Regions from separate parts of the Mus musculus genome. Here all the other regions are linked to region 1. A link is a loop called in an ENCODE intact Hi-C map of the cell type or tissue named here. Cell type or tissue: heart. All regions are shown on one strand. Region 1 overlaps Gm36254 (a long non-coding RNA gene). Region 2 has its middle 2.0 kb from the start of Bmp7. Region 3 overlaps Bmp7 (bone morphogenetic protein 7).

Region 1 (2,500 bases):
GGTGGCCAGGAACCTACTCTGACCCCATTTTCTCTAATGTGGAGAGTCTTGAAGAGTTGAGCTTCTTGCTGATAGGGGAGGCATTATAACCCAGTCACCATGCCCCAGTGTCCTCTATACTCTCATCATGTGGGGGAGTCTGACAGTTAGGGACAGTCACACAGAAGACTGACAGAGCCCTGGCTCTCAGTAATGTTTGAGAGTATTAAAAGCCACCACCATGTGGGTAGATGAATGAACTGGTTAAAAAAGAATTTTTTTAAGCAAATAAACCAAGTGTGGCGACATGCACCTGTCATCTGTCTCAGCATTTGGCAGGTGGAGTCAGGAGGGTCAGGAGTTCAAAGCCACCCTCAGATACACAGTGAGTTTCAGTCCAGCCTGGGCTACGTGAGACCTTGTCACAAATAAACAGAACAAAAATTCTTGGGGGAGGAAGTGTGGAAGAGCAGTGTGCTCAGTGAGCCCTGACTCTCACGCATCCAGACTCTCCAGCCGATCCAGTACTGCGTATTAACTTCCCCAGGTTTATTCTCAAAAACCGAAGAGGCAGCTGGGCTGAATGAAGAGCACCGCTGAAGGCAGAGCCTGATGCACCATGGGAGCTTGGGGCCTTTTGCTGAGAAGCCATTGAGAATGTTGAGACCTCACTAGGACCTTTAAGCTGCAGCCCGGCATCTGGAAGACAGAGGCAGGAGGATGAGAAGTTCAAGGCATCGTCAGCTGCAGTGCATGTTCAAAGCCATTCAGGGCCACACGAGATCCTAAGTAGAAGAATTTTATGCAGTGCTTGGAGTTCCGTGAGGGTAAAGACTGCACCCACAGGCTGCCCCTGGATCCAACCAATTCTATCTCAAATAGCTGGCATCTGTCACGCAGTGGCAATGTATAGGGTTATGCCAGACTCTGAACAACCCATCCTGATGGTTACCTCTAAGAATGTCTGACTCTTGTCTGCCTGCCCCAGGTAAGACATGGGTATGACATTCATGGTGCTGGTTGTCCAGAGCCAGTCTGAGTGTGGGATGGACTGGTGGCAGCAGCAGCAGAGGGACCGTGCTGTTTGTGCTAGGCAAGTCATCTGTGGGGCTCAGCTGGCTGCAGAAGGTGGCACAGGATTGTGGGATGTGTTGTGGGGAGGGGAGTAAGGAAGTGAGTCAGGGAGGGAACAAATACACCGCAGGCATGTTTGGGGGCAGGCCCTGGCTCTGGGGAGTCCAAGGACAATGCAGAAGGGGAGAACAGAGGCTAGCAGGCCTGCAGCCAGCATCCAGATAGACTACCTGGACCATTGCCCTGTGCTACCAGCTGACCTATTTCCTCTTGCCAACACCTTTGTGTGTGTGTGTGTGTGTGTGTGTGTGTGTGTGTGTGTGTGTGTGTGTGTATGTCTGCCTGTCTTTATCTGTCTCTGTGTGTCTGTGTGTATGTGTCTCTGTGTCTATGTGTCTGTGTGTCTGTGTATGTGTGTATATGTCTCTATGTCTGTGTGTGTCTGTGTGTCTCTGTGTATGTGTGGGTGTATAGATCAAAGCTCCCATCAGGTGTATTCCACCTCTCTCTCTCTCTCTCTCTCTCTCTCTCTCTCTCTCAGATAGTGTCTCATGTAGCCCAGGCTTCTATGTCTATGTAGCTAAGGATGGCCTTGAACTTCTGATCCTCTAGCCTCTACCTCCCGAGTGCTGGGGTGACAGCGATCACTACCGTGCTCGCCGTGTTTAACTTACACAGAGCCGAGGACCAAACCCAGGGGTCCCTGCACACTAGGCAAACGTTGCACCGCTTGAGCTGCATCCCTCCCCCTCTTCCTCCTCCTCTTCCTCCTCCTCATTATCATTTGTTTTATGTGCATGGGTGTGTTCGCCTGTTGTGTGTCTGTGTGCAGGCAGAGCTCACAGAGGCCAGAGGAGGCACTGGATCTCCTGGAACCGGAGTGAGGTCAGTTGAGATCCTCCGTGGTCCAGACCCTCCGTGGTCCAGACCCTCCGTGTGCATGCTGGCACTGAACCCAGACACTCTGGATGAGCACCCAGAGCTCTGCCTCCGAGCTTCCTCTCTGTTCTCCCTCCATCTTGTTCTTTGAGGCGGGTTCTGTCACTGAGCCTGGAGCTCACCAGTTGCGAGACCGAGCAGCCACTGAGTTCCACGAGTTCACCCCTCTCTGCTTCTCCAGCACAGGGGTCTCAGGCGACTGCTTCATGCCAGGCTCTCTATGTAGGTTGTGGGAATCAGAGCTCCTACCTACATGCTTGTATTGTAGAAACTTTACGACTAAGCCATCTGCCCAGGCCCCTATCAATCCCATTTTATCGATGGGCAAACTGCGGCCCAGGGTCATAATTGTTTAGTGACTTAGTGGGGCTGCAGCTTGAGCCCAGGCCCTGGTCCAGGGCGTGCTGGAATCTACACAGTGATACTTCATACTGTCTGGCTCACAAGACAGAACCTGGCCCAGCCTCTAAACTTGAAGGCACAGCAGCCTGAGGTGTCCACATTCTCA
Region 2 (2,500 bases), 88 kb before region 1:
TTCTTGGTGGGTTTTCCTCTTGGTGGGTTTTCTGTTAACCAGATAGCAACTAACATTTACCAAGGATGTTCTCTGTACCCCATGCACCTGGCAGGTCCCTTTCCATGGGGGTGAGGGTGGGGGGACGACACGCAGATCCTCAAGCAATCTTGGGAGGATCCCAGTCTCCCATTTGATTGATGGGAAAACTAAGGCAGGAGCCAGCCATTTTTACTCTCACACTGTGCACAGCTGGAAGAACCAAGACCCAGGCTGCCACTTCCTCCCCACAAGGTTGTCCCCAGACATCCTCAAAGCCTTCTCTGGGGCGACCTGGATGCTCCAGGGGCGTCTGTCCTGCGTGTTTGTTCTGTCACTTAGGAAACAGCTGGGTGAGGTCTTGGGGACACCTTTGGGAAAGGAAGTGCAGAAGCACCCTCCCTCCCCCAGGGTTTGACTGAGAGATAATGGGGTGGAAGGAGTTCGGAGGGGATCTTATCTCTGGGGTCTTAGGAATGAGAAAAGGTGGCCTCTGGGAGGTAGGGACCTGGGAGAGGGGCCTGGGGAGAAAGGGGTGGCCTCTCATGGTCCACCTCCCCCCCATTGGCCTTTTAGGTTAGGTCTGAGTGATTACCATTTACCCAATAGACACTTGATGAGGAGATAACTGCTCTGTGTGTGTGTGTGTGTGTGTGTGTGTGTGCACTCACGCCGCGAGTGTACGTGTGCTTCTGTGGTGGGAAGAAGGTCCCCACGGAGAGCCTCTTTCTGGCAGGCCTTCATCTGGTAGAGGAGCCCAGAGGAACCCCTGACAAATGAGTGTTTCCCATATGCAAACTGACCTGCTCTTCCCTTTCGAAGCCCCCCACTTGCTCCCTGTTGGCTAGGGAGATGCTCCCAAAGATGGAGGGTGGATTTGAACTAAGGCTTCTGTGGGCAGTACACCTTAGCCTGATGTCAGCCTAGACTTTAGGAGGAAGTGCCTGTAGAGGCTTTAGCAGAGGCCTCTCTCGGGCAGGGCTGGGGCTGGCTTAGCTCTTGACACTGCTCTGTGGACAAATGCGGTTTGGCTGGGCTCTTCTTGATAGTTTTTTTTTTTTTTCCAGGAAAAGCTTTCCTTCTGAAGCTGTCTGTCCCACCTGTCATTTCATCTGTGTGGCCCAGTCTCTCTGTGGAGACTCAGTGGCCCACGGCTTTGTTTCATGGACAGAGGACAAGGTGGTTCTCCTGTCATGGCTGCCGTCCATGCATAGGTCACACATCCCTCCTCTACCCAAGGCTAGCCAGGTGCCCTATCTCTCCCTTCTTCGGTGCCTCCTCCGACTGGGCTCTGACGCTTCTCAGAGAGAAGCAAAGGGAAAGACTGCTTGCTACCCTTCTGTTCCGGACCTTACTGAAGGTCCTTAGTGTTTCCAGGGGCCCAAGAACCAGGTAGCCGTGGAGGTTGCCATGCTTGCCTGCCCACTCACCCAACGTTCTCCTGCCTGGCCTGTGTGTGGCACCCATGCAGGCCACAGAAGGCCACACACAGCCTTCAGGATGAGGGCAGGGCCCCTTTGTTTATTCAATATCAAGAACTGTAACATGGTCACCGGAGGTCATGTCTCCAGCTCGCAGCCTGCTTGGCCTCAGATCACCCACCACAGCAGGTCCAGGGAGGGGCCTCTCAGGTCTGCACTGGCCAGGGACTCAGTACTGGTGGCATCCAAGGCCTGGGCTAAGACCTGCATGTCTCTTTTAGCCCCTCAGACAGTCACATCACCTAAAATTCCTACCAAGGAGCCCTGAGAGACCTAGGTAGTTATCTCTGTTCCAGGAAGCCTGAAAGACCAGGCTTCCCATCTCACCCTAGGACTTCAAGAGGGACCCCCTACTCAAGGCCCTTCCCCAGCCCCTACTTGCCATTTTACCACCCCTGAAACGCTTGGCTTGTCGCCCACCTTCAGCAAAGCAGGAAGCCTGGCTCACCATCCCCACTCACTCACTGCCATTCTGGGTGAAGGCTGCTTTGCTCCCATTTTTCAGATTAGGAAACGGAGGCTCCAAAGAGCAGCAATCCACTGAGAGACCCAGTATCTGTCTGGGACGTTTCCTCCTGGGAGGAGAGGGAGGCTAGTCCTTTGAGACAGGAAAATGCAGTCGGGAGCTCTTCTGAACTTGGGTACCAACTGCCTACTCCTCAGGCCCTACCTGGGGCTAGGGGTGGGGTTGTTAGACAGTGAGGTACCAAAGGACTCATGTCAGGACCCCGCCCCCCCAAGAGAGGAGGGGGGTGGGAACATTCTCTAGTCCCAGATTTCACTTATGTACTCTGTAGAGCTGCAGCATCTGGGGTTTGAAGGCTTTGGGTTAAAAGATACTTGGGAAGGAAAAGCCGAGAAGTACCTGGGCCCGGATCCCTTGGGTGCTGGACTTGAGGGGAGGTGTGTGTGTGTGTGTGTGTGTGTGCGCGTGTGTGTGTGTGTGTGTGTGTGTATGTGTGTGTGTGTTGGGGGAGTGAAGTGTAGAAAGAACTTTATCT
Region 3 (2,500 bases), 83 kb before region 1:
GATAGTGCCGTTTCCTGTGTCGCTTTTATTCTGCTTGTGGAAGTTGCTGAGAAAACCCCAGGTCAAGACACCAAACGCACCATGGGCTCCCGCCGTGTCAACTTGGAAATAATGAAGCTTGAAGACCACCCCTCCCTCGCTGGGCACCCGGGGCTCGGAAGGGATCTCCGTGAAGACAGGGTCCCAGTTAATCCTCTCAGCTCTAGATAAAAAGCCCTGGAGCTTCTGGGAGATATTGTCTGGCTCCATTAAAGGTCAAAAATATAAAATAATGACTCAAGGGTCAGGGTGTAAAAGCTGGTGATAGAGCTGCCAAAATAATATAGAGCAAATTCTAATTCTCCTTAGACACTTGTTAAGAAGAGGCCCTGCTTTGGAAAGGCCTCTAGGTCCTGAGGGAAGGAAAGGCCAATCGCAGAGAGATTTTCCTGGGGGTAGGGCTTAGGTTGCTGGCAGATGGAGGGTGCCTTTCACTGTGTCCGTTCTTTTTTTTAATATGTGGATTTATCACCTTAAACTAAAGTAGAGTCCTCAATAGATGCTTAGCAGCATGTGGTCAGCATGGATCTGTGAGGCCATCCCGAAGCCAGGCTTAACAAGGCCCTCTCCCTGCGTGAGGGTCAGAGCTTATGGCCTCTCCTGCTCTCTCCTGTGATCTCCAGCAAGGCAGTGGGTCCTAGCTGACAATTCAGCGCCTTGCCTGGCTCATCAAGCAGCAATAGATAATCCCTGACTTTGGTGCCAGTCTCTGTGTTTCAGGTCTGGCAGTATGGCCCCAGCTGGCCGCCTGCATCCCAAAGGGCCAGGTGGCTTCCAGGGCGGCTCCCAGGGCCCTGCTGGGAACCTGGCGGGGGCGGTTGCTCCCCCCCTGGCCTTGGGTACAAGCTGGGGCATGCTGGGGAGGCCACAGCTGGGTGGCTTCCTCTGGCTGCACACACACCTTTCAGTCCGTTCTTTCTTTCATGTTGAAAGGACAAAGCCTAGCTTGTCTGAGCCTCTCAATCAGCGAGGCTGGCTTTGGGCTTTTGTGGGACCGTCCTGACTTTCTCAGGCCTGGCTCTCTGGATCATCACTCCTAATTAGATAGCAGAGTGGCTTTTAACAGAACCCATGAACTGGGTCTTGTTTTCTTTCTCTCTCTGTCGCTAAACTAGAGGTAATTAGGGGAAGCCCAGGACTGTAGCTGCTAAGAGCTTCCTGTAGGTGCATCTTTAATCTCTGCTGGGCCACAGCACAGGCAGGAACCTCCTACTCCTGCTGGTGTGACTTGGGGGATGGCAGCTGGGCTGGAGAAGCGGGTAGTGACTGGAAACTTATTCCCACACTGAGTCTGCTGAGAAAGCATGGTCAGATCAGAAATAGACAAGATTTTTAGAATGCCAAGTTCACTCTTACCCTTTGCTCCCGAATGAGAAAAAACGTTCCTGTCAAACTGCCCCATTGTCACCCTAAGAGCATTTGGTGTTGGTGGCAGAGACAGACTGCGGCACACCTCCGCCACCGGTCCCCCTCAGTTTTGCCTGCCTGGGGACTCCTGCTTCAACCCTGAGGGCTTTTGCAGACCTTTATTGTCCTGTCTGCAGCCAAACTGGTTTTTGTTCTTATAAGTTGTTCTCCCTGGAATTTGAGCAGTTTGCCAGGCCTAGTGGGATCTACACTAGAGGGAAATTTACAACAAAACCAGGTGCTACGTGTGAAGACTTGACTGTCCCAGATGACAAGACCAGCCTGAACCATAAAGTCCCTGGGAAAGCCAGAGACTTGCGGCTTGCGTGGGACACCCATCCTCCTGGCTCTGGCCCCAAAGTTCAATGGCAAGATCTGTAAACTGGTTTGGATTAACAAGCCCCCTACTCCTCTGGGTAGACTTCATTTTGGAATTCAAAACAGGCCACACTCTCTCAAACAGTCCCCAGGCAAAGTTGATCCTGCAGAGACCGAGTCTCGCCATTAACCCCAGCTACTCTTTTTTTTTGGGGGCGGGGGAGAAACCGAACAACCCTGTTCAGAATCTTCTAGAAAGCCAACTGTCTTAGGGAGGGTGTGTGTGACTCCCGTTTATCCCTCAGCCAGGTTAGGAAGGAATGAAATTTGTTTAATCTTCGAAGCTGAGTTAGAAAGAGAACCCTGTCATTATTGTAGCCAGCGCATAAAAGTGGCTTTTGTTAACTTGTTCTGCTAAGCAGAAGTGAGGCCTAGCAGTTTGGTTTTTCGCTTTACCCCCATCTGGCTGTCCTTTTTGGAGACAAGTGTTTGGCGTTAAGATCTCTCCTTTAGCCCTCCGAACAGACCCTACCACTGGGGAGTGGTCGGGAAAGGTTCTGTTACAATTTAAACACGGCCTTTGGGGAGTGCGCCACAGAGCGTGGCTGCAGGCGCCTGCAGCTGTAAGCTGGCCCGCCTTAGAATTTGGAAGGGGCTCCTTCACATTCCAGCCTTTTCTGGTTAGCAGAGGAAGGTTAATAGAGATGTCACATGGCTTTTCCCTTTGCCTTCTTTC

Evidence for each region. A loop is a pair of places that touch in the nucleus more often than their neighbours do. Peaks named below come from ENCODE experiments on the same cell type or tissue, not always from the same donor. Only the 100,000 strongest peaks of a DNase experiment are listed, where the experiment ranks them.
Region 2: a loop joins it to region 1, with 2.6 times the contacts of the local background. A loop is called at or near these places in 5 of 42 quality-filtered maps.
Region 3: it touches region 1 in a loop (1.9-fold over the local background); 5 of 42 quality-filtered maps call a loop at or near these places.

Annotation. Positions count from the first base shown.
Region 1 is chr2:172,853,078-172,855,577 of GRCm38, reverse strand. It overlaps Gm36254 (a long non-coding RNA gene), which reads left to right. Exons shown (of 4, transcript XR_375354.4): 2 at 527-967. Among named protein-coding and RNA genes, the nearest start is that of 1700055K11Rik, 6.0 kb to the left of the region's middle. In heart, no CTCF peak of the experiment used is centred here; a DNase peak (open chromatin) is centred at 1,267; H3K27ac peaks cover 1,624 bases; H3K27me3 peaks cover 416 bases.
Region 2 is chr2:172,941,115-172,943,614 of GRCm38, reverse strand. No RefSeq gene overlaps it. Among named protein-coding and RNA genes, the nearest start is that of Bmp7, 2.0 kb to the right of the region's middle. In heart, no CTCF peak of the experiment used is centred here; no DNase peak of the experiment used is centred here; H3K4me3 peaks cover 326 bases; H3K27ac peaks cover 462 bases; H3K27me3 peaks cover 2,410 bases.
Region 3 is chr2:172,936,230-172,938,729 of GRCm38, reverse strand. The region is part of intron 1 of Bmp7 (bone morphogenetic protein 7); the gene reads left to right. It overlaps Gm40010 (a long non-coding RNA gene), which reads left to right. Exons shown (of 3, transcript XR_867069.2): 1 at 1-2,500. Among named protein-coding and RNA genes, the nearest start is that of Gm40010, 2.2 kb to the left of the region's middle. In heart, no CTCF peak of the experiment used is centred here; no DNase peak of the experiment used is centred here; H3K4me3 peaks cover 2,500 bases; H3K27ac peaks cover 2,500 bases; H3K27me3 peaks cover 1,257 bases.